3 separate regions of the Mus musculus genome follow, and all the other regions are linked to region 2. The links are chromatin loops, found by intact Hi-C in ENCODE. Cell type or tissue: heart. All regions are shown on one strand. Links, peaks and the distances in the headings refer to the core of each region. The heading gives the core; the rest is flanking DNA.

The links. Peaks named below come from ENCODE experiments on the same cell type or tissue, not always from the same donor. Only the 100,000 strongest peaks of a DNase experiment are listed, where the experiment ranks them.
Region 1: it touches region 2 in a loop (2.1-fold over the local background); 10 of 42 quality-filtered maps call a loop at or near these places.
Region 3: it touches region 2 in a loop (1.8-fold over the local background); 4 of 42 quality-filtered maps call a loop at or near these places.

Annotation. Positions count from the first base shown.
Region 1 is chr1:150,916,018-150,923,648 of GRCm38, forward strand. All of the region lies in intron 1 of Hmcn1 (hemicentin 1), which reads right to left. Among named protein-coding and RNA genes, the nearest start is that of Hmcn1, 74 kb to the right of the region's middle. In heart, for the core only: a CTCF peak has its summit at 4,468 (motif pointing left); no DNase peak of the experiment used is centred there.
Region 2 is chr1:150,990,247-150,997,877 of GRCm38, forward strand. Hmcn1 (hemicentin 1) reads right to left here and starts at 3,189. Exons shown (of 107, transcript NM_001024720.3): 1 at 2,538-3,189. The coding sequence starts at 2,805. In heart, for the core only: a CTCF peak has its summit at 3,604 (motif pointing right); DNase peaks (open chromatin) are centred at 2,135 and 3,205; H3K4me3 peaks cover 2,731 bases; H3K27ac peaks cover 2,487 bases.
Region 3 is chr1:150,938,637-150,946,267 of GRCm38, forward strand. All of the region lies in intron 1 of Hmcn1 (hemicentin 1), which reads right to left. Among named protein-coding and RNA genes, the nearest start is that of Hmcn1, 51 kb to the right of the region's middle. In heart, for the core only: no CTCF peak of the experiment used is centred there; no DNase peak of the experiment used is centred there; H3K27ac peaks cover 323 bases.

The sequences.
Region 1 (7,631 bases), core at 1,819-6,818, 74 kb before region 2:
CTAGATCAAGGAGCCACAGAATGTAGCTTGATTTCAGGGGGGGGGGGGCTTAGTTTTCTTGTACAAAGATTGAGAAATTTTCCCCCAATGAAAGGTTTTTTAAACTGTAATTTTGTTAGGATGGGACATATATTTTACATTAAGTTTCCAAAAGTATGGGGATGGCGCTTAGCGGCTGCTGTTTCAGATCTACTCGATCACGTGTAGCAATTCACAGACAATCACACATTTTGAGAGAAGTGGCCAGTGGAAGAAGTTCATAGGCACACTCTTAGGTGTTGAAGTATCTTGATCTGCAAGCCAGTACTCATGTGGATAGTGCGAGTGAAATCACCATGTGCAAACAGCTATGTCATTCAGAAGGAAAAGAATAGAAGGCGCTAGAGAAAAGAAGCAAACAACTCCATTCAATACAACTGAAGCATGTTCTGGCATTTGAAAATCCTACGACAAGCCTGTCCTCTGGTGCTCCATACATGTAGGGGCCAGAAACCAGTGTCGTCACCAGGGCTGTAAAAGAACGTCCAGTAGCTGAAATGATTTATCAGTTCTTACAATTAAAGGTAACTGCCGTGCCCTGAAAGAATCGTGAGGAACCAGGTGTGGTTGGGATTGTGCCCTGCCTGTCAGACATGGGGAAGTTGAAGTGAGGTTTCTGGCAAAGTCCCAAGGAAAGAACATATGGTCTGAGTTTTGAAGAAAACACTGGACAGGAGGGGGACAGCTGATAAAGAAGGGACTGAGGAGAATAATAAGAAGGGTATAACACAAACATGAAAACAAAACACAAGAGATGAAATAAACAAACAAGAAAAAAAAAAACTACAAGGGACTGGCTAAATTTTTCTGCCAACTTCTGAGGGTCTATGGGCCAAAGCAGCTGCTGTGTTCGTGGCGTGGATTGGCCATATGTAGTCGTCTTCATCTCCCTTTCCATGTTACAAAAGCTAAAGGAAAAAAAACTGAATATTGGGAGACAAAGGCAAAAGACCCTTCCTAGGCCTTTTTGTAAACCATGTGTAGGAAGCATTACACATCCGCTTGTGAATTTGTGATCGAAATAATCAAATCAGCAATTTGTAAGTCATGTAACGGACCAAGAAGAGAAAATTGCCATCAGTGACCCTTAAGATTTTAGAATCGAACACTACTCATGAATGTACAAACCACTATTTCTCTATAAATTCACTGCTAGCTAAAATATAAGCTGCTTTACCCTGGCCTTGCCAGCTCTCTGTAGTGTAGTCCTGATTGCCCGTCAACCTTCCCTCCTGCCCTGTCTCCCTCACATACCTTACACCAAGCCTGATCTTTCCATTTGCTTTGTAGTTAAGTCCAGAAGATTCCACACCCACTTTTACTTGACTCCAGCTGTCACCTCAGCCTGGATTCACCTGAAACACACACACATACATACACATACACACACATGTATATACACATACACACATGCACAAACACATACATACACACGTGCAAACATGCACACACATACATATAAATGCATGCACACATACACACAAAATATTCATAAACATAATGCTGCCTATTATAGACTGTATTCCTTAAGAACAAGCTAGATTCTATTAGTTCTAGGGAGCACTATAAGTACTCCTGCCTCCCAGCTAGAAGGACTTTGGGTGCCATGCAAATCTATAACCCTTGGGAATATTCATATACATACATATATGTGTGTGTATATATAATATCATAATATAGTATAAATATATCATAAATACATATACTGTAATAATATTTATAGTATATACCCTGTTGAATCTGGGCTAAGTAGAGTTTTTTATTAACATTTTTCTCCCATCATGCTCAGTAAACACTTTGCACAAAACAGTCTTTTGGAAAAGTCATTACAATAATTTATTCACAAATCCACTGAGCTTCTATTATCAACTACAAATTTGATTCTATTACACACCAAGACATGAAAATACAAGCATGCCAAAAATATAAAATAAAATAAAATAAAATAAGAATGATAGCAGCAATCTCTCCCTCTGTGACTCTTCCCATGTGGAAGGGAAGGTTTCAGCAAGAGACCATTAAGACTGGGATTGTAGTATCAGTGCTCAGCCGCCCCCTCTTAAACATTACAGTGTCCATGCCGAAGCTCTCTCTGCTTTTCCCTTTCTGTCTCTTGGCCTTTCCCCAGATAGAACCAATTCCAGGTGCTTGCCCTAATGACGTTTTCAAAACTCCTAAGACAAAATGTACTTAAATGCCTCAACCCACACACCAGGGCAGTGGTACTGAGTCAGCCCTGCTAGGATGTTACCCAATGCTGACCACTGGTTTTTCCACCTCATGTTCCAAGCTGCCTTTATTGCTAATCAGATACAGATGGCACAAGCATCCTAGTCATACATCATTATCTAAAACTTATGCTCTGATGGACAAAGTGGAGATAAATAAACAGTTTTAATCTCTTAGCCTGGATCCAATAAACTGACCTATGTTGGAAGTTACTATGGGAATGAACTTGCTGTGAGAGTTGGAAGCTGGCATCCAGACATGGTAAGATGAAATTCTGGTTACCTTTTTTTAGTCAACTAAGATATTACAAGCATCCCTAGAGGTGTGGAAATAGTCAACTGAGTGCTTCAACATGCAATGACTGCTCTTCAAACGTTCAAGTAGCATCATTATCCATTCTACGAAGTCAGGTGAGCATGAGGGTCGAAAGATCTTTGTTAGTAGCTGCCTAAACTCTGCTCTTTCTGAGTCCTTTAACTTTCCTCTCTGACTAGTAACTCATCCCCTGAAAATGGGAAACAACTCATATTATTTTTCAGGATATGTCAAAAGAATGTCTTGCCCTCCTGATTCCAATTTTTGCCTCTGTAAAACTTAGTCCTTGAATTCTTGGCAGGATGGGAAAGACTAATAGCACTGCTGTTAGTTATACTTACTATATGAGGGGTTTTTTTTTTCTTTCACTGTAGCAAAAAACCTGACACAATTAAGTTATATTTAAAAAATAAATAAAAAGTTTGCTTAGGTTCTCAGTCTGAGAAGCCACAGTCTACAACTGATTAACTCTGTTGCTTGTTGGACCTGGGAGGAGGTAACCTACCACAGAAGGAGCACACAATAGTGTAATACACAAGTGCTCACTTCGTGGAAAGGAAGAAGAAAGAGGAGAAAGGAGAGACTGGATCCTCCAGTGACCTGGAGCCCTCCCATGAGGCTTTGCTTCTTAAAGGCTCCAACAACTTGGGATAGTGCTAGTCTGTGACTCAATCCCTAAACTTAAGAATTTTTAGGGTGCACTAAGATGCAAGCTGTAATATTGACCCCTGAACATTACTGTACACATAGTTTTAAAGTTAGGGGATGCTTAAATATTTGCCTAATGAACAATTAGGCTAGGTGGTCGGTTGGATGGTTGTTTGGGTTGGGTTGGGTTGGGTTGGGTTGGTTGGGTTGGTTGGGTTGGGTTGGGTTGGGTTGGGTTGGGTTGGTTGGGTTGGGTGGGTTGGGTTGGGTTGGGTGGGTTGGGTTGGGTTGGGTTGGGTTTGGTTATTCCTAGTCAAGCATGCTATTATGGACATTAGGAATGAGATCTCTTGAATTGATTTTTTAGCAAAACTGCTTCTTTAGTAAATATCTCATGGAACAGAGATTTTTTAAGGTTCTTGTAGGATCTAAATGCACGCTCTCATTTAACAAGTCTTCCTGGGATATTTTCTATCTAATCACATAGCTAAGCATCATGGGTAGTGAATATAGTGTGTACTCACAGAGCTGAGCAGCATGGGTAGTGAATATAGTATGTACTCACAGAGCCGAGCATCATGGGTAGTGAATATAGTATGTACTCACAGAGCTGAGCATTATGGATAGTGAATATAGTGTGTACTCAGAAGACTCCTACTTGATTGTGATTCTCACAAGCTCATTAATGAAGAAAATATAAAAATAAAAATTTGTAAATAATTTTTATGTCTTGGAATTACATTTATCACTCAGAGCAAAATATGCAATCCCTTTTAGAGTGAATTAAATATAATAAAAGTAGAAGTAACATGTTAAGCAAACACACATGAATTAACACCATCAAAATCCCTGTCAATCTATATGGAATACATCCACTCTGTGGTCACATTTTCTTGAAGCCAAGTCTAACCATTGCTTGCAGTAACATTTACTCCAGCTCCTGGTACATCTTATTAGTATACACTGAAAGAAAATAAAATAAAATCTGGTATAATTATACCTCTGTCTATGACAGCAGAGCTAAGTCTAGAAACAATAAAAGCAAAAGAGAAAAAGCGTTCCTTCCAAATTTCAAATAACTTTTATGTTCCATGTATAAATTAATATATGGGCTTCATAGAGTGCTGTATAAATTTTCTTGTAAAATTATTGATAGAATTTTTGGTTTTACCAAATGAGTCCACCCTCTGGAAGACTCCATTTCTTACTCTGTATTGGAATACAGCGCCACCTGCTGGTCCTTCTAGATCCATGCTAGAAACCTTCGGTCACATTAGTCTTACTAAACTTACGTTTATTCAAAAGCCACTTCGAAAGGTACACTTTCCAAAAGCAATTAAAATTTGATTCTTCTTTTAAAGAAAACATCTTAAGGTGAAATTATGTGAAAATCGCTCTGCTACTGAACTAAATTTCTCTTCAAAAAATTTCAATCACAAATTATTTGATTTTGCACTTACTAAGTAGAAAATTTTAAGGAATGTCAATATAAAGTATACATTTTAACTATACCATTAAATAAAACATTAGAAATTAATACCCATCCCTTAACATCTTTTAATTTTAACAAATAAATTAAAGTTACATAAATAAGAATGTAATTTTTTTATTGTTCCATACAAATATCAACTGATATTTCTGTTATGGGTCAAGTTCGATGTCGGGCTTTGGAAATCAGAACTAACAGGACTGATGTGGTGTTTATAGCGTAGTTATGGAGAAAAGTTGAACAAATGCCCACTCAGGTTGTTGCTATAAACTTCAATCAGATGCGGTGAGGAAGCCTTCAGGAAATGCTCTCATAAGAGAAGCATTTGGAAACTACACTCATGTACGCTTACAGAGAAAATGTGCAGCACTGAGAGCTACGAAACCGCACTGTTGTAAGCCTGGGCACGGACTGCTAGACACTCTCTTTCATTAAAAGGGAGGAGTCCCGACTTCACCTTATTGAGCATGATGCACACACTAATAAAGAGAGTATGTGCATGTGTGCTTGTACATCTGTGTGTTGAGAGTCCAAGAAAATGTCAAGGCGGAGATAGTTAAGAACCAAGCGGCAATTCCTTGGACAACTAAATTGCCAAAGTCATGTTCAATGCTTTCTCCCTCAACTATTTAGCAAGCTGTTTCATTATTCTTCTTTTATATAAAATAGCACTTTTTCTTCAAAAACCTAATATCTGCATTAAATATTTAACTTTAAAAGCTCCCAAAATGAAGGACCAGGGGCCATGGCTCAATGGTGATGCTCTTGAAAGCATGAAGCCCTGGATTCCAGCCCAGCACTCCAAACAAAAGCAGAGCTCCCAAGTGGCTTTCTTTATCCATGCAAAACACATCAAACAGTTTTTACTTCTAGGGTCTCAAATATTATGTGTTATATAATGAACAGATAACCAAAGTACATGACTACATAAAAGCTATTTCAAATAAGAAATCGTTTCCATTTCTCTTGGAGTTGCGTACAATGAGTCACTGTTGTTTGGGTAATGAGACAGTACCAGTGAGCTTGGATTATAGTTCTTTATTCCAAGTCAACCATTTTTCAAGATGATCCAATCTGTTTTAGATGTTCTCATTGATTTAAGCATGTGGGTGTACACTTGTATTAAGTTTTTCAAAACACACCAACTATAACACAAAAATTAATGTTGCAGTAACAAGATGTTTATTGAGAGCAAATTGGTCAAATACATTAGACAAAGTACAACAGGCTGTTTCAGTTTATTGTCGCAATTTCTGTCTAAAAAATAAGGCATTATTAAGTAGATGTGAATTTATTAGCATATTTTATATGTTGAGTTTCATAGATGGATACAAGGCATTCTGGGAATATCCACCCTCCCCAATGATGCTCCTGGACTCCTCTGAACACATCCTACGCCCAACTTCAACTCAGTCTGTTTTTTTTTGGTTTGGTTTGGTTTGGTTTGGTTTGGTTTGGTTTGGTTTGGTTTGGTTTGGTTTGGTTTTAACCCTGTGCATTCAATTAGTGTGCTTGCCTGCGGATCCAATGGTGTATAGAGTATGGCCATCCAATGGTTCATGGGCAAACTACCAGGGGCCACACCCTGAAGAAATATGACTCTCCCTTCCCTGTTAGACATCAACTGTGATTATGTACTAAGTTAGGAGTGAGGTCTCGAGTGTCCCTTTTCTTATCATAACATCAACCCACTTGATCTTGTGTAGGTAAACAGAACTATGAGTTTGTGAGCGCAATGGCTGTGTCACATCCAGAAGAAAGATTCACAGCAGTCATACATGACCTCTGACTGCCACTCTCTCTGTGGTCCCTAAGCCTTGGAGAGAGATGCGATAAAGATGTACTGGTTGTGGCTGAACAGTCTGTGGGCACTTATTATCTATTATTATCAGTGTATTGACCAGCTGTGAGTCTCAGCACTCCTTGCTTCTCACGCACTAAGAAACTGCTCTGATGAGGCCTGGAAATTGCATTAGATAGCAAACTCCTTCTGTAGCAACAGCATGTTACCTACAGACTGGCTAGGTTTCCAGTTGGCTGAGTACTCCGCAGTCCTCATCAGGATTCACCTTAAACAGAAGTGAAGCCTTTATGATCAGGACTGATACGTATACCAAGTCTTGTACTTCACAAATTTCAAGGAAATGCCCTGGTATGTAATCCCATTAACTAAGGCAGCCTCGAGCTATTTAATGAGTACTACAGGGGAAACTGCATAAGGAGTGCCAAGAAGGAAGATACCGTAGATTATTTCAGCATGGTCACCATTTTTCTTCAGAACAAAGTTAAAATAACTTAATAAAGACATATATGGATGCAGGTATACATTTCTGTGGAAAGGAAAAGAGAGTCTTTTCCTTCTTTCTAGTCAGTCTTCTAGTTTTAATGAGAACACCTGGATTTATAAGCCCACATTCACGTACTTCTACCAAAAGGACACTTCTCCATTTCAAGCAGATTGAGGTGTAGAGAACAGCATGCAAAATATATTGAGTTCAATTGACAAAGCACTTTCAAGAGGACAGGAGCGATGCCTCTTGGTATAGGCTGTAAAGCCAATCTCTAATAGCTCTTGGTTATCAGTTTCTCTAATAGCCATTCTTAGGGCTGAACCTCTAAAGTGCTTCTTTTTCCCTTAGATTGTGGGTTTTTTTTTTTAAATAATGCTTTAAGATCATTCCTATCTAAAGTCTTAGATGTCAGACATGTGGAAATGAAATAAACAAATAAACTAAGCTTGTACATATACAAAAATTTGAGATCAAATTTCACGAATTGAAAAACATTCCGTGACAAAACTTGTTTGAGAGATGGGGGTGTAGGGTGGATTTGTTTTTTAATAAACAAATGCAGATGTTGAGGGGGAAACGTTTAGATTTTTGACACTGCTCTTTGCTAACACAACTGCCAA
Region 2 (7,631 bases), core at 1,130-6,129:
CTGCATGAATATCTTCTGATGAGTTTTATCACCACACTGCCCATGGATTCGACTTTCTTCCTCCTTGGACTCTATGTTTTCAAACAACCACCACCTGTAGCCACACACCTTTCCCTGAACTGTAATGTGGGTCTGCAAAAGCCCGAGACTGTCACTCATTATTCCATCTAGGGACACAGGGGGGACACGTGCCAGCAGAGCAAGCCCTCAAGTCATTAGTATGATTACTTGAGTTCAATGCTAGATGTTACTTCTTTCCACATCAGTTGATTTATTCAACCATAAATGTGTATTAGAGACTATTTAAAACGCCATTTGTAGAACAGTCACAAAATATCACAATCAGAAATGTCCGTAGGCCTGCTCAAGTCCAGTTCCTTCGCTCTGATTTTGAAACTGAGCTTCAAAAAGGGAAATTGACTTTTCCCCAATGTCAGTAAGATATCAATCTCCATTCAAGGCCCTTCCTGTCATTACATCCTGATCATCAGCTGGAAAGGAAACAAAACCTCTCAATGAACACATGGGCGCACACAAAGAGGAAATCAGAAAAAAAAATCACACAATGTCAATAATCAATTAAAGTGAAATTGAACTTAAATGTCAATTGTATGTTTTAACTTCTATTTCCCTATCTGCAAAAATAGTTTAAATATACTTGGATAATATAAGCTGTTTCTCATCCTCTATTTTTAATCATAAAGGAAATAGAACCAGTATGTACATTGAGTTATAAACACAGTTTTATTAAAGTTTAAACTTCTAATTATTTTCTCATCCAATTTAATTCAAAAAGGGGTCTAGTTTTATTAGTCACTGGCAATTAACATTCCACGTTTCCCCACTATGAATTCTGGTTGCTAAACTACAGTAAAATCAACTACAATGAGTTAAAGACTTTCTCACTGGATACCAGTTGGGAGGCAACACACACTATACAATGTTATAAAATATTTCCACATCATTCCAAAATATGGTAATTCGGCATCCATTTATGAGATGAAACATATTTTATATTTTTCCAGTAACATAATCTCATCAATTTTGAAGCAAGCAACTTGTGCTATAAATTAGCAAAATCCGCTTTTACTTTATATTTGAGTCAACTTCAGAGTCATCCCTGTTGAGGAAGTATGTTTAGCCTATTCCAAAATAACAAAAGCCTTGGACTGCATCGTAAGTGACATCTTATAAATTGAAACATCATGACATTTGAAGTGTCTTAATGAGACAGTAAACACGGCAAATGACCATCAAACTCTTGATTCAAATAGAAAAGCATATCATGTCCGATCAGTGTGGAAATGCATGCATATACTGCAGAAGACCAGGACTGCTTATTGTTGTCATTGAAGAACTTTAAAATTCCAGAAAATTCTAGCTCCCTCTCAATATATCCCAAGGACATCTTTTTAAATAGCTGAAATACACCACATTTAATAACCAGCAATAATTAGGATTTTAATATGCCTGGCAAATGCACAAGGAAGGGGGGAGGAAACCACCAAACCAGAGATCTTCAACATCATGCTCTCATTGTGAAAGAGGTTATGCCAAAGTCTAGAGAAGAGAGAATTTCAAAAGCAAGGGGAATGTGGGAGAGCAGTGGGGGAGGGCTCTTAAGAAACCACTGTTTTATTTCTTCCACTGAGCGGCTACTTGCCTAATGAAACTCAGGTGGACACAAGACAGTAAGCCCTGGGGCTCCCCCTGTAATGCTACCCTCCACGATGACAATGAGGGCTCCTAGGAGCCTCGCAGAGAGGTGCTACTTGAAAAAGAAACTGCAAAAGAGTAAATAGGATCATGTTACAGTACAGCAGCAGAAAGCCACAGCTGCAGGGCACAACATAAAGCTATTTTTCTTCAACTACCTTTCAAGAGCACAGACCTAGCAAATTGCATGCATTTGTACCGCCTGAGACATGAACATACTGTTTACACACATCGGTGAATCTAACTAATGATGACCCGGTGCCACGGTGAATAGATTCAGTTACAGAATGAATGGCTTCTGTCTTTCATTTTCATGCCTCCAGTTCCAATCCTAGCTGCTATTTACAGACTTGCTCATGTGCCCTGCAGCAGGTCTGATTTTCTCCCATGTGAGGCTATCTTGAGAGTGTGTGCTCGCTTGCGCTCAGTGCCCTGCTGCTGAAAACCCCATTCCTGTCCCGTGGCTGCCTTAGCAATTGAAACAGTCTTTAGCTTGAAAATGCAAGCAGGTTAACTCTGAGCTTGCTGCTGTTGCTACTACAAAGTCCTGGTTCTCATCTTCAGAGGACCACATTTCCAGGTCAGGGCACCACTGTTTAATCCCCCTAAACAAGCCATCTACTCACTCCATGGCTAAGCCTTGCTAAACTGAGATATAACCCCAGATGCCAGTAGGCAATTCTTTGTTACTATCGTATTCCGCTGCATTTTTTTAAATGCTTTTGAAACTTTCTGACAATATAACAAATTCATAGCATAAGAAATAATAGAATTATGAATCACCAAGCACAACAAATACAGAGAGTAAGTATTCCCCTTACCTGGATCATGGAAGGGCACCAAAGCAAAGTTGTAAAGAGGTCTCTTAGGTCTTTTCAAAGACGTCTCCAAAATTTTGGAAGCCCCTTCAATAACCTGAACTAAATCATCATACATGGACCCAGTCACATCAAACACAAAAGCCAGCGTGGACGCCCCCTCAGGAATCTCCTCAGCCCTGCTCTCAGACTGCGGAGTCCCATCTCCAGCTAGGGAAGAACGAAAAAGAGCCACCAGGAATACTGTGTGGACCACTTCCTGGGCAATCATTTTTTTCTTTTCTTTTCTTGTTTTGCTCGCTGCTTTTCTCTTTGCCCTAAGCTCCTAACCACTGTGCTTACTCCTCAACAGCAGGCAGAGGACTGGCTTCCTCTCTGGTGCCTCATCAGGCTTTTGCAGTCTCTGAACTAACTCAAAAGTTTTGGAGCGGAGAATGAGATGCAGACCAACCCGGAGCCCGGCTGCCTCCAGGAGCTGGGCTGGGCTGGGCAGGGATGCGGCGCCTTTTGTCCGGCTGGGTAGGTCCTGGGCTCTAAGCGGCCGCGTGCAGGGAGCTGCGAGTAGCCGAGCGCCCGCAGAGCGCGGGGTCCATGCCCTGGGGGACGCTGCGAGCCTGCGGTGCCGCCTCCGCCGCCGCGCTCCAGGCCAGCGACTGAGCCTCCCAACTTTCCACAGCTAGCCCCTTGGAGGCGAAGCCCGGCGCGACCTCTCCTTCTGATTGGCCAGCGGCCGTCCCTCCTCTGCTGGAGCCCCCACCCCGGAGGGCGACTTTCCCCCTCTGTGAGTTCCAAGTCTCTCCAGTACCGGGGAAGCGCTCGCAAAGTCAGCTCTGGTGTTCCCTTCAGAGCTATAGCCAATCTCCAAAACTCCAAGGTAAACAATGGCTTTCAGGAATGTGTGGCCCACTCCCAAATTCAAGGGCATCACATTAGCTAGCACAAAGGGAATTGGTGCACGTTTTTTCCCCTAATGTCTGTGCAAAGCTGCTTCAGACAACACCTAATTCCCCAGCCCACCCCAAGTGCAGAAGCTAAGATGCCCCAGCCTAGCTTCCTGTCCCTCAACCCAACATTCAGCCCCGCCAGAAGGGGGAGCTGGAGCTTTCTTTCCTCTAGGCTGCAGCTACAGGATGGATGGTTCTTTGATCTTCCTTGGGGAGTGTTTAGATGAGAGGAAGGCACGGAGTTGGGAGAGGCAGGGAGAGGGAGCTGTAGAGGCAAAGGAGAATGGAAGGAGATAGGGGGAAAGTAAGAGACATCACAAAGTCCCTAGCTGTGCTGTGGAACTGGGAAAGGAAACTGGGTATCAATAAAACATTGACGTCCAATAGAAAGAGCAGTGTTTGTCTGTCTGTCTGTCTGTCTGTTTGTTTGTTTGTTTGTTTTTAAAGAAAGAAAAGAAAAGGGGAGGGGAGGGGAAGGGAGGGGAGAAAAAATTCTGGGGGAGTTGAAATTTCGTTATCAAGATTCACTTTGCTGATCAGCCTAAATCCTCTGCGAAGCATGGTGATGCGATAGTATTCCCATTTCACATACCCTCCAGTACAACTATGTGTCACGTCTCAGGCAAAGATCCACTGAAATGTTGTTCCTCTCAATGACATTTTCCTGCCAAAACTTAAGGAAACTTTACGGTGGAAAACATTACAATGTTCTTCCAAGTCGCAATCATTATATACATTATAGCCGGATTAACAGATTTCAGAAGGTAAGCGAAGAAAGTCATTCATGCGCTAACCATTCTTTGTTCCCCTTTAATAAATACGCCCCCCTCCCCCAGGAAAGGGGCTATTGTCTGGATGCAAGCATTCGAAGTACAGCACTTGGGCAGCTTTAAACTGGGTTTGAGTGTGTATGAGACCACCCTCTAGCATGGGGCAGCCTGAGAAAGGGCCAGCTCCCACCAGCCTTTTATAATCTCCAACTGTCTTCTCTTTCAGACCCACCATCTGTGGAACTTGATTTTATGATACCTATAAGTCATGTCACTTAAAGGAAGCACACGGGCCATTTGGGCTGGTGTGGGAACATGAGAGGAGAGGGAGGGAACATGTTTCCTTTCCAAGTAGTATTTAGAGAATGTTGAATGCTATTTGAGTAGTCCATTCCTTTGTTTATTTAAAAAGGATTTCATTCTAGGTCATAGAGACCTGAGTTATTCCAGGTGCTCAGAGAGGTGGGAGAGTTCTGCATTCTACACCGGGTGTAGACAACCAGGTGCTAAGTCCTGCATGGGGCTTAATAGCTGTGACCTTCAGCAAGCTACCTACCTTCTTCCTGCCTTTTTTAAAATTTATTTACTTGTAATAGGAAACATGGCAGTTACCTAATCAGAATTAAACGATCTATACGTGTTCCAGATGCATTTGGAGGAAAGGGAGTGGTGTTGTGTAAATTGACTATTCAACAAATGTGAAACAGATTTGTTTAATTGTGTTAAACAAATCTTAAATTAAAATTAAATCTTAATTAAGTTAAATTTCCTATATCATTACTGATTCCTGCCCACTTGTGACCAGTTATTGAGAATCGTATTGAAATATAGGACTCTGTGGATCTGTCAATCTTCTTGAAGTTCTGTGAGGTTTTGCTTTGTGCCTTTTGAACGTTTGTAACTAAGTGCAGAGAGTATTATGTCCTCTTGATTGATAAACATATCTTTAAAATTATGACACAACATTCATTTTCAAAAACGTTACGTGTGCAGGAGACACTTGAAGCTGTTTCATTGCTCACTAACATTGTGTTCATTTTCCTTAATTGTTCCCTTTCTTCCCTAGTTTCATTTTAATAGTTTCTATACTATGTCTTTATGTTCTCTTAGTCTATTCCTTACTGTGTAATACACCAGTGGTTCCTCTCATGTAATTTCATCATGAATGTTACAGTTTCCATTTGTCTCCAGGAGTGCAATTTGAATCATTTTAAAAACTTTGTTGTCTCACTTTGAATCTATAACCACACTAATTCAGGTACAGTAGTTGGTGATCTCTTGGTAATCTGTCTCAGTACTTGGGTTGCTGTAGAGGAATTTTGATCTAGCAACATGGCTGCACTGGCAAGGGATCACATCCAAAGACCTTCTAGAGATCTATGATCTGGCCAGAATGCAGACATACCTAGATTGCAGTTTGATCTGGCTGGAAAACAGACATGCCCTTAATATATACCTTTAATCCCTAACAATAAATGTAAGCAAGTAATGTAAAAGGAAGCAGCCATGTTTGAAAATGTCATCTAATTGAGGGACAGACAAAGTGATGAATCACAGAAAGATTTGACAAAATATGAGTCAAAAATAGGATACGCCCAACTCACATGAGAACAGCATAGGAAAGAGAGATTACTTAAGAGCAGAGAGATGGGGGGTGATGTGTGATGTATGTGTGTGTGGAAGTTTTTCAGAGACAACTTTACAGAGACAGGTTACAACAAGACCAAGCTAGACACAGATAAAGACAGAATAAGCCAAAGAATGAGAAGGAGCCAGAAGACTGGAACATATTGCCAAAGTCAGTATGAGGCCAAGAAGAGTAATTCAGTCAGAAGCCACAAGAAGCAGGATTGAATCAGTCAGCTTGGAAAATTAGATTGTACAGCGGCTAATCCATTTTATACCTAGGGATAGTTAGAATAGAGAAGGAGACACTCTGGACTCAGACCAAGCAGTGTATTTCTCAGCTTGAGCATGGCTCTCATCTCATCCATTCAGCTGAGGAGATAAAAGCAACATTTACAGGTTGCTTTTTCTGAGGATTCAGAATCTTGACATGCCAGACATTGTGAATTTTACTTTATGGGGTACTAGACATCGCAGTACTCTTGTAAATATTCTTCAACTTTGTTCCAGGACAGAGTTGACATTTTTGGAAACAGTTTCAACCTTTATTAGAACTTTCTTTTTAACTATTTAGATATACCAAAACAGTTTCATTCTAGAACTAATTATTCTCTATGACTAAGAAAGGATCACTCTATGTCTTTTGTCCAATTCTCGGCAAGTCATGACCAGTGAGACTGGATCCCCCTTTTACCCCAACCATTTATCTTTCTACTTAAACAACAGCCTTTAGATATGGGACAATGTTGTGGGGTTGAATTAATTAGCAGCCTTTAGCAATGGCCAGCTTCAAAGAACACTTATATATGCTCCTTCCTTGCTTTGTTCCTCCATTGCTTTTACCTACCACAACTTACATCTTCATTTTTGCTTTCTGGGGAACTTTAGGTGATATTTTCTGAAACTGGTAGAGCTAAAAGAGTTATAGAAGAGATTGAATGTGACCTGATTCTGAGTGACGGAACTGTGAGAATTGGCAGTATATTTCCATCCCTGTGTACTGCCACATCGAATCCCATTGAGTGCTCCTCTCCTGATCCCTGAGCGTTTTCCTGACATAGACATACTGGCTCTCTGCAAACCTAAGAAGCTCTCTATCTACATAGCTCCTTTTAGTGTTGTCTCCTACACAATCTAGCAAAAGCTGGACTCTCAGGTCCATCTCCTCAGTTCAGATAGCCTACTAACCCTGACAAGGGTCTTGCCTCCACTCGTCTTCAGAGACTTGGGAATTCTTCCAAGATAGTAAACTAGGAAAACTACCAATGTTTTCAACTCTATGGAACTGCTTTCTTTTTTTCTGAGAATAAAATAAAATAGTTATCATAATATATTTAGCCCAGTATCTAGCAATTACTCTACATTCAAATTTTAATTTTATTAGCATTACATTTAAATAACTTGAGGGTTTAAATCTATGTGCATTTTCAGCAAGAATACAAGGCATAAAACGTGATAGAAAACTAAAGAGGCTGTTTATTTGTTTATAGAATGTCTTTGGTAGCTGCTACTTTGGATATTGACTGCCTCTCAGTGGCTTTGTCCTCAGCATATAAAGCATTTGCAGATGACAGAATTGAGAAGTGAAGAAAACAGGAAATGATAGCTACTGGAAGGAAGTTAGGTCAGGAAACATTTGTCCTTGATCTGGGAACCTCAGCCTCTTCCTGTATTTTTTACTCCCCTGCTCTCATAAGATAGGTGGTGTCCTCTGCCCAGTACTCTGATGCTGTGCCTTCCCAGAGGTCTGAAAAACA
Region 3 (7,631 bases), core at 1,819-6,818, 51 kb before region 2:
ATCTCCTGTTTCAAATAGTAGAAAATACTTTCTATCTTTTTTTGTATATTTATCATCATTTAAAATGTTTGTTAAAATACCTCAGTGATTAGTCACTGAAAGCAAGAAACAATAGAAGCTCCAACTCACCCCCCAAATACATCCACATCCAAATCCAAGAACCTAAGACATATTCTGAGATGGGAAGAATTGCCTAAACGGTCAATGAATCACAAAAGATTTTACAAAAGAAAAAAAAAAAGTGGGAGAGAGACACAGACACAAAAGCACATGTTGGGGACAATGTGAGGAAGGACTGGCTGGCAAGGAATGCAGGCTGGAATGGATGACAGACAGCGGGGAAAGGAAAGAGGTGGATCCTGCAGCTCCAGAAAGAGAGCAGTTCCAGAAAGAGGGTCGCTACTCTACCTGCACAGGCTGATACTTTCAAAACAAATAGGCAATAAGCTAATGGTTTTCTAGACCACTAAATTTGTGGCAATTTGCTAAGGCAATAATAAGAAATGACCAGAATTAAGAAATCAGATAAATTCTCATAGAATGTATCAGCTAGAAATTAAGCAAAAAATTATAAAACTGTTGCAAAATAATACGTGGGTGATGACTTTCTGGTGATCTATGGGTGGTCGCACAGCATCCTCATCATGAGGTGGTATGAAAAAATAAAGGATGATCGTGAATCAATAAAGAGCAAGACAGAAAATTCTGGTATCTTAGCTCATGAAATAAGGTTTCATCAAGAAAAAAAGAACACAATATGAGTATAATCTTTAATGTACACAATGGATTTTTAAAGTTTGTTTCTTTAAAAAACAGAATACGTCCATACGGGACGCTGAGATTGGGTGGGTCAAGCTCTTTTTTTTTTTTTTTTTTTTTTTGAAATGGTGTCGTTTGGAGCTAAGACATGAACGGGAAATATGTCATTTGGTCAAAGAGCCCTGCATATTCTGGGGAAACTATTTTCTACTCAAAAAAAAAAAAAGTTGATTGAACTGCCAATGAAACATTGGTGGATCATTTGAACAGCTCTCCATGAGGTTCTGAGGATTTGCACTGTCCATTAGAATTCTACCTCAGCATCTCACTCCCATAGAGACTCTGTATAGCTCTGGATTCGCTGAGTGCTATGCAGTCCAGGCAAGTACAAATTATTCCACTGACTTGCTCAGTGATGGCGCCTTCCAAAGCGAACCGTTCCTTCTTGTCCATGGCCTGCACCCTCAGAGCTGCCTTTCTAGAAAGACTGAACATTCTTTTAATATTTATTGCAGTTGTTCATGTCTACTTCCTCCTTCAGATCGTGTGTCTCAAGAGGACAAGATTTATCGTCTCCTCTGTCTCTATGTCCTCACTGTTTGAAAGAAAGTAGGCATTTGGAAATGTTTCTTCAATTAGTCTAGCTACCAGTACCCTTCAATCTCATCTTGCTTTGGACCTAAGAGAAGTGTCTCATGCAGCAACGGGCAGGGAAATCACCTTTTAGGTGCTCACAATTTGCCTGGATTTAACATAGCTAGTAGGGTTGTCCCACACATTAAAGATGGGCAAAACTTGCATCATTTAATTTGAATACATATCTTGATTATAACCAACATCAACTTCTAAACATATCAGATTTTGTATGGTTGGCTTTTTTATGTTTTTACATATATACAAAGACAGAAATATACTCTTAAGCAAATTAATAAACTGAATAAAATCCCCCAAATAAAACGTTTAGGGAAAAAAATGATCCCTTCTGGTTTTAAGGCTTAGCTAAAAAGAAGCTATTTTTAAACAAAAGTCTATTCATATAAAGTTAGCGAGACTACACCAAAGTAAACATCTTTTCTCTAGCTTTCTGGACCGCAGAATAAGAAAACTACCAAGACCTTTGTTCAGTGGCTTGTTGCTGACAAAATTATAGAGCGCTTCTGGTAAAGTGAGTCACTTCCCTGGCTTCTGACCCACGTGAGATCTTCACTAGCACCAACAGAACAAAGAATACGACCAGGGAAGCAGGAGTTGTGCGCATGACCTCTCCCCAGTGCACCTGATGTTTGCCTGTGGCTGTGTCTAGTGCTAACGGCTGAATTAACATGAATAGAGAGAACTGGATATGGTAGTACAAGCCTGTTATCCCAACACTTCGGAGTGGGAGCTAGGAGATTTATGCAAATTTGAGGCTAGCCTGATCTACATAGTGAGTTCCAGGCCAGCTAGAACTACATCCTGTGACCCTGTAAAGAAAACATCAAAATTCCAGGGTTTGTGGTACATACTATTATAACTCAGCCCTCGGGAGGCAGAGGAGAAACAGGCAGGAGGATCTCTATTAGTTCTAGGCTAGCCTAGTCTACAGTAAGTTCCAGACCAGCCAAGGCTACATAGTGACAACCTGTCTCAAAATAAAAATGGAAGAAATAGGGAAGATAGAGAAGTGAGATGGAGAGAGGGAGGGGAAGGAAGGAAGAAAAGAAGGGAAGGAGGAAAGGAGAAAGGGAAGGAGGGAAGGATGAAGGGAGGAAAACTTGAGAATTGGAGCCATTCTCATAGAATGTTGAAAATATAGTAGAAAGAGCTCTTTTGAACTGAGAGTTGGTTTGAAAACATCTTCAGTGATAAAGCTAAGAAGTTTAGAGACTAGAAAAAAATGACATTCTCAACACCCATCAATTGAATTGATATATGACTTAATGCCTAGCCCTTAACTTCACTTTTGTGAATTCAAACTTGCTCCCTCCCCCCATTCCAATCTTCTAAAATCATTCTGAATAATCACAATCTCTGACGTTTCAATATCACTCTGGGTTTTTTTTTTTTAAAAAGAGAAGTTAACTTGACTACAAAAATGTTCGCTCCAAGCTCAAGTGATGCCCTGTGCTAACCAAGGGCCATGTGGTCTTTGCCAACCTGTGAGCACGAGAGAACGAAGACCTTCACCCCAGAGCTCAAGACTGAAACGTAGCCCATTGTACTCAACAGTGCTTGCAGCCAGTTGATAGAAGCTGTTTCTGCTTTCCTCCAACCTAAATGTCTCCCACCTCTGCAATAGCTTTCACCCCTTTGCTTAAACAACAGCAATTATTTCTTGACCCTCTACTACAGTTGTTGGCACCATCAAAATGGTATCTATCTGTTCTTATGTGTCCTGAAAGGTGGGCATGGAACACAATGCATTGCAGCCTGATAAATGTGACTCAGGCATCTAGGAGCTCGTGGGAGATGATATATTCCTAGAAGCCCAGGAGCTCAGGTCCGAGCTGACTCTGAAGTATCAGAAGGAGCTCCTGTTATGTAATAAATAAGTTCATTTCAATAAAGACAACTCCCTGGAAAGAAGAAAAACTGAAAACATGTCAACAGGAGAGCATGGGAGAAGTACACTTGGCAATGGGTTAACATAAACAGCACCAGAGTGAATACACCATATGATTTCTCCAAAAATAATAAAAATGATAAAGGATAAGTGACTTCAGAGGAAAGAGGTAAGTGTAACCCCCAGTTACCTCCGACCACAGGACCATACCAACCGTACCACCACTGTAGAGACTGTCTGAGAATGAAGGCGTGGGGAAGTCTGGGCCTGACACAATGGAGGATGTAACCAGCAGTTGATGCCTGGAGGCCAGGATGCCAAGCACCCTGCAGTGCCTGGAAGAGCCCTTCCCTGGGAAGATCTGTCCCACCCCTGTACTAACAAGGCCCCATTGAAAAGCACTGCTCTAGGCCATGTGGCATCAAACACTTCCTCTTGTTTCTTCTCTCACTGTCTAAGGAGCCAGAACTTCAGTAAGGCCCTGTTTATGGATAGTGAGGTCACAACTGGTTTCACACCAAGCCCCTCTCTATCCTTTGAATCACTTTTTTTTTTGTCTTATTGTTCAGTGGTGAAAGGAAAAAAGATGTAGATATAATAGATAAGGCAACAGTGTGAAAACACAGGCATGAAGGATGTGTTTTAGAAAGAACCTGAGTGGTTACCAGTCTCATAGGATGCAGAAAAGCAATGACTAACCAAACCATTGTGCCTGGACCTGAAGGTTTTCTAAGCCCAGAGACTCTGAGCAGCTTCTCCCATTGAGTGCAGGTAGAGCTCAGAGATCACAGACATCACCAAGGAGCAGGTGTACCAAGCAGCCAGAAGGTGACAATTAGCCCTGGCCCTGGCACAGACTCTGCATCAGTCCACAAAAACAAAGAAGTGACTACAGTTGCCTCTGACAAAAGTCAGGACAGAGGCACGTGAATGCTGGAAATGTCCAAGGGCCTTAAATCACTGTCACAGATTGGGACTCTATGCTGCACGAAAATGACAGTGTGGTCAAAGTGTGTGACATGCGTCCTTCTCAACACAACACCCCTCTTACATGAGAGGGAGGACAGGGTCTTTCCAAATGTTTCTTGCTATATACCAAGATGTCTGTAGCATGTCACATTAACTCTTGGGTTTGATGTACCAGCGTATCAAGGACCTACTGAGCAATCCCACAGACCATCTGGTCATAGTGTGAGCCCAACATCGCCCTGTTTTCTCACACCCACTCTCCTCCACCCTGGCACATTTCTAAACAGGAAATCCATTGACACAACTGTACAAGCAAGGAACATTAAATGTTTGTCAAGTCACATTCAACAAAGCACCACTGTTAAAAATTGCTTTATAGATAGCAATGATGGTAAATTTATTTAAAGCACTGTACATGAACTTTAACTTTGTAGAAATAGCATGCTTGAGTCTTTTTAATGGAAACAAATGTAACTCATGTGTTTATATCCAATTCAAAATGCTTATTATACTTTATTCTATATATCTCAGAAAATCTTCGGTTATAGGTTTTTTTTAATCTGTTGCTTTGTTACATGGATATTAAAAGCCAAATAATGATTAAATCCCTATGATTTTTTTTTCAAAATAAACATGGAACACATTTACTGAAAAATTAGTTAAAGTGTTTTGTTCTGAATATTATAGTTTTGAAAAAGGTCACTGTAAATAAAAATGGCATTTGGGGATAGTGTCATGTCATCACAAAAATGAAATAAAGGCCCTACTCTTCTATGGGCAGGCTTGAAAATACCAATGTACAATTCAACAGGCTCAGAAACCATTCCAGGGGGATTCTATTGTCCCTTGAGACAGTGAACTTCAGCTCGTAAAAACACTAATGTCTAAGAGCAGAAAATTACAATGGCTTCCTGTTAGGAGTCTCCTCTCTGCTCTTGAGCTAATTTAAACAATATGGCAAAACTCCAACGCAAACTCAAGCACAGGTTTTAAAAGCCTATTATTTAAAGACTGATCTACACATGTATCTGTCAATAGGGCCACTCTCTATTTCAAGTCATACATCATATATGTTTCATTGCCTCACATAAAACAAAAAGAAACTTTAATGTACTCTAAAGTAATGCAATTCTCTCTCTCTCTCTCTCTCTCTCCCTCCCTCCCTCCCTCCCTCCCTCTCCCTCTAACCTCTTCTAAGACAAAAAGGCTTTGTCTTGGAAGACAGCAGGAGAAGGCTAAGTACAACACCTTACAGATATGTGTGGGGATTTGTGAAACTAAATCTGTTGCAAAGTTACTTAGTAAAGGTGTTGACGAAGCTACAGCCTTTTTTTTTCCTGTCTGCTGTGTTGGCATTACAGAAATGCCAGAACACAGCAATCATTCTGATATATTTTTTTAAAAATCAACTATAAAATAACATTTAGATGTCTCAAACATACCAAATTGTTGTTCTGAAGTTAATTTAATTCATTATTAATTAACAGTTATATATTACAGAAGAAAAATGCCAACAGGTTTTTATTTGGCACAAGTGGGCTACACTAAGTAATAGTATCTGGGCAGTGGGCAGGTGGGAGAGAAAAATGTAGTCCACACTAATTCAAGCTCACATCCTGAATTCTGACTGTCGCTTATCTGCTGGTTAGTCATAAGTCACCTCACTTCTGTGGCTTTGTTCTACTATCTATAATTAAATTAAACAAATAAATAATATATGAAAGTAAGTATAGGTGTAAAGCAAATAGCACATACACGCACACACACACACACACACACACACACACACAATATAATAGAGTTAAAGGTTAGTCACTAAAACTCGCCTAAAGGATTGAAAGAGAAAAGGCTCTGAGAGGTGTGACGTGTGCTGGTTCTTGCCAGTGTCTCCTCTCCAGCATTTGGTCCTTCTATTCTGAGAGGCAAAGCCTACCCCAGCACGCTGCTAACTGCGGACAGCAGGAAGAACGGCCCTGGCAAGAAGAGCCGAGAAATGAGGTTGGAAGTACTTCAGAGTTTTATGGGCTTCGGTCCTCCCCATTCCCACAAAGTGACTCCCTTCCTAACACACTTTGCCGTGAACTCTCAGGCGACATAGCAGTGGATTTTGCAATCTCTTAGCATGCCCTGTGCTTCATCCACTGGCATCCTGAATGCTGGACATGTTCCTGCCAACCCCTCCAGATTCTAATTCATTGCGGCTGCACTCACTTCTGGTTCTCATTCTCCCAACCTTTGGGCAAAGATCAATCCCGAGTGGCGTTTAAAACACCTTACCAAGTGCAGCATCTACCAGTCAAGGTCAACCTCATCCTAACTTCATCTATAACTGGTAGAGAGGATACTCCAAAAGGCAGGTATTTCCTATCTCTCTTTTCAAACAATTTTAATGAAGAAAACTCATGTTGTGACACACCCAGTTTCCTGTCCCCCCACTCGGCCAGACACAAGTCCCCCAGAAAGACACTCAACTCAAAGTTTCAAATTTTAAATAACGTGCTTTAACTTGCTAAATTACATTAAGAAAAAGGAGGATAATGGGATATTGAAAGTTACTTCATACAACTGAAGGCAAATATAAAAAGTGTGTCTCTTCATTACATAATTGGTTTACAGCAAGCCTGGGGGGCAAAATGGGTCCCTATGCAAAGGCAGAATTGAGGAGAGGTATGTCACAGAACACAAACATGATAACCACAAAAGGAAAAGTAGGCAACTGCTATGGCCAAATCTAGAGACAGGGAAAATGCGAGAGTTTTAATTTGGTTCTGCCATATTTATTTGTGTAGGAGTTTCATGTTGGCTTTGCGCCTGGAAATGTATTTATCTTCAAGTAGTTTTTACATTAATACAGCAGATTGAAATATGTGATTAAATACATTTTCAGCGAGTATTTGCAGCTAGCAAAGGTTTGCACGATGATACATCACACCTGCTGAAACCTGGCTGAGCCATAAAACAGATTCTCAGGGAAGTCAAAGAAATCCAAGATACAAGGGGACCCAAATAAGGCAAAGAGAGCCTAGATACACTGTTTACTACTACAAAGCCCAGCCTCTCTTTGCCTATAAATTGTTCATCCCCAAAGAAAATTAGTATTGTTTCTCTAAACTCCCAACTAATGAAAGCCCTCCAAACTAGGGGAAAAAAAATGGCAGTAGAAGCGGATAATCGCAGTTTGGAGAGTAAGGGGGAAATAAGGCTAAATACAAAGTAATAGGCTCAGAAAGAGAACTCCTCGGAAGAATGTGTATTATGCAAATGTTATGTTCCAAAGGCTGTTTCTGCATTTCCATGGAAAACCTCATGTTAGGGAAAATTATTTCTGGGCCTTCAAATAGGAAACTAAAAGAGGCCTCCT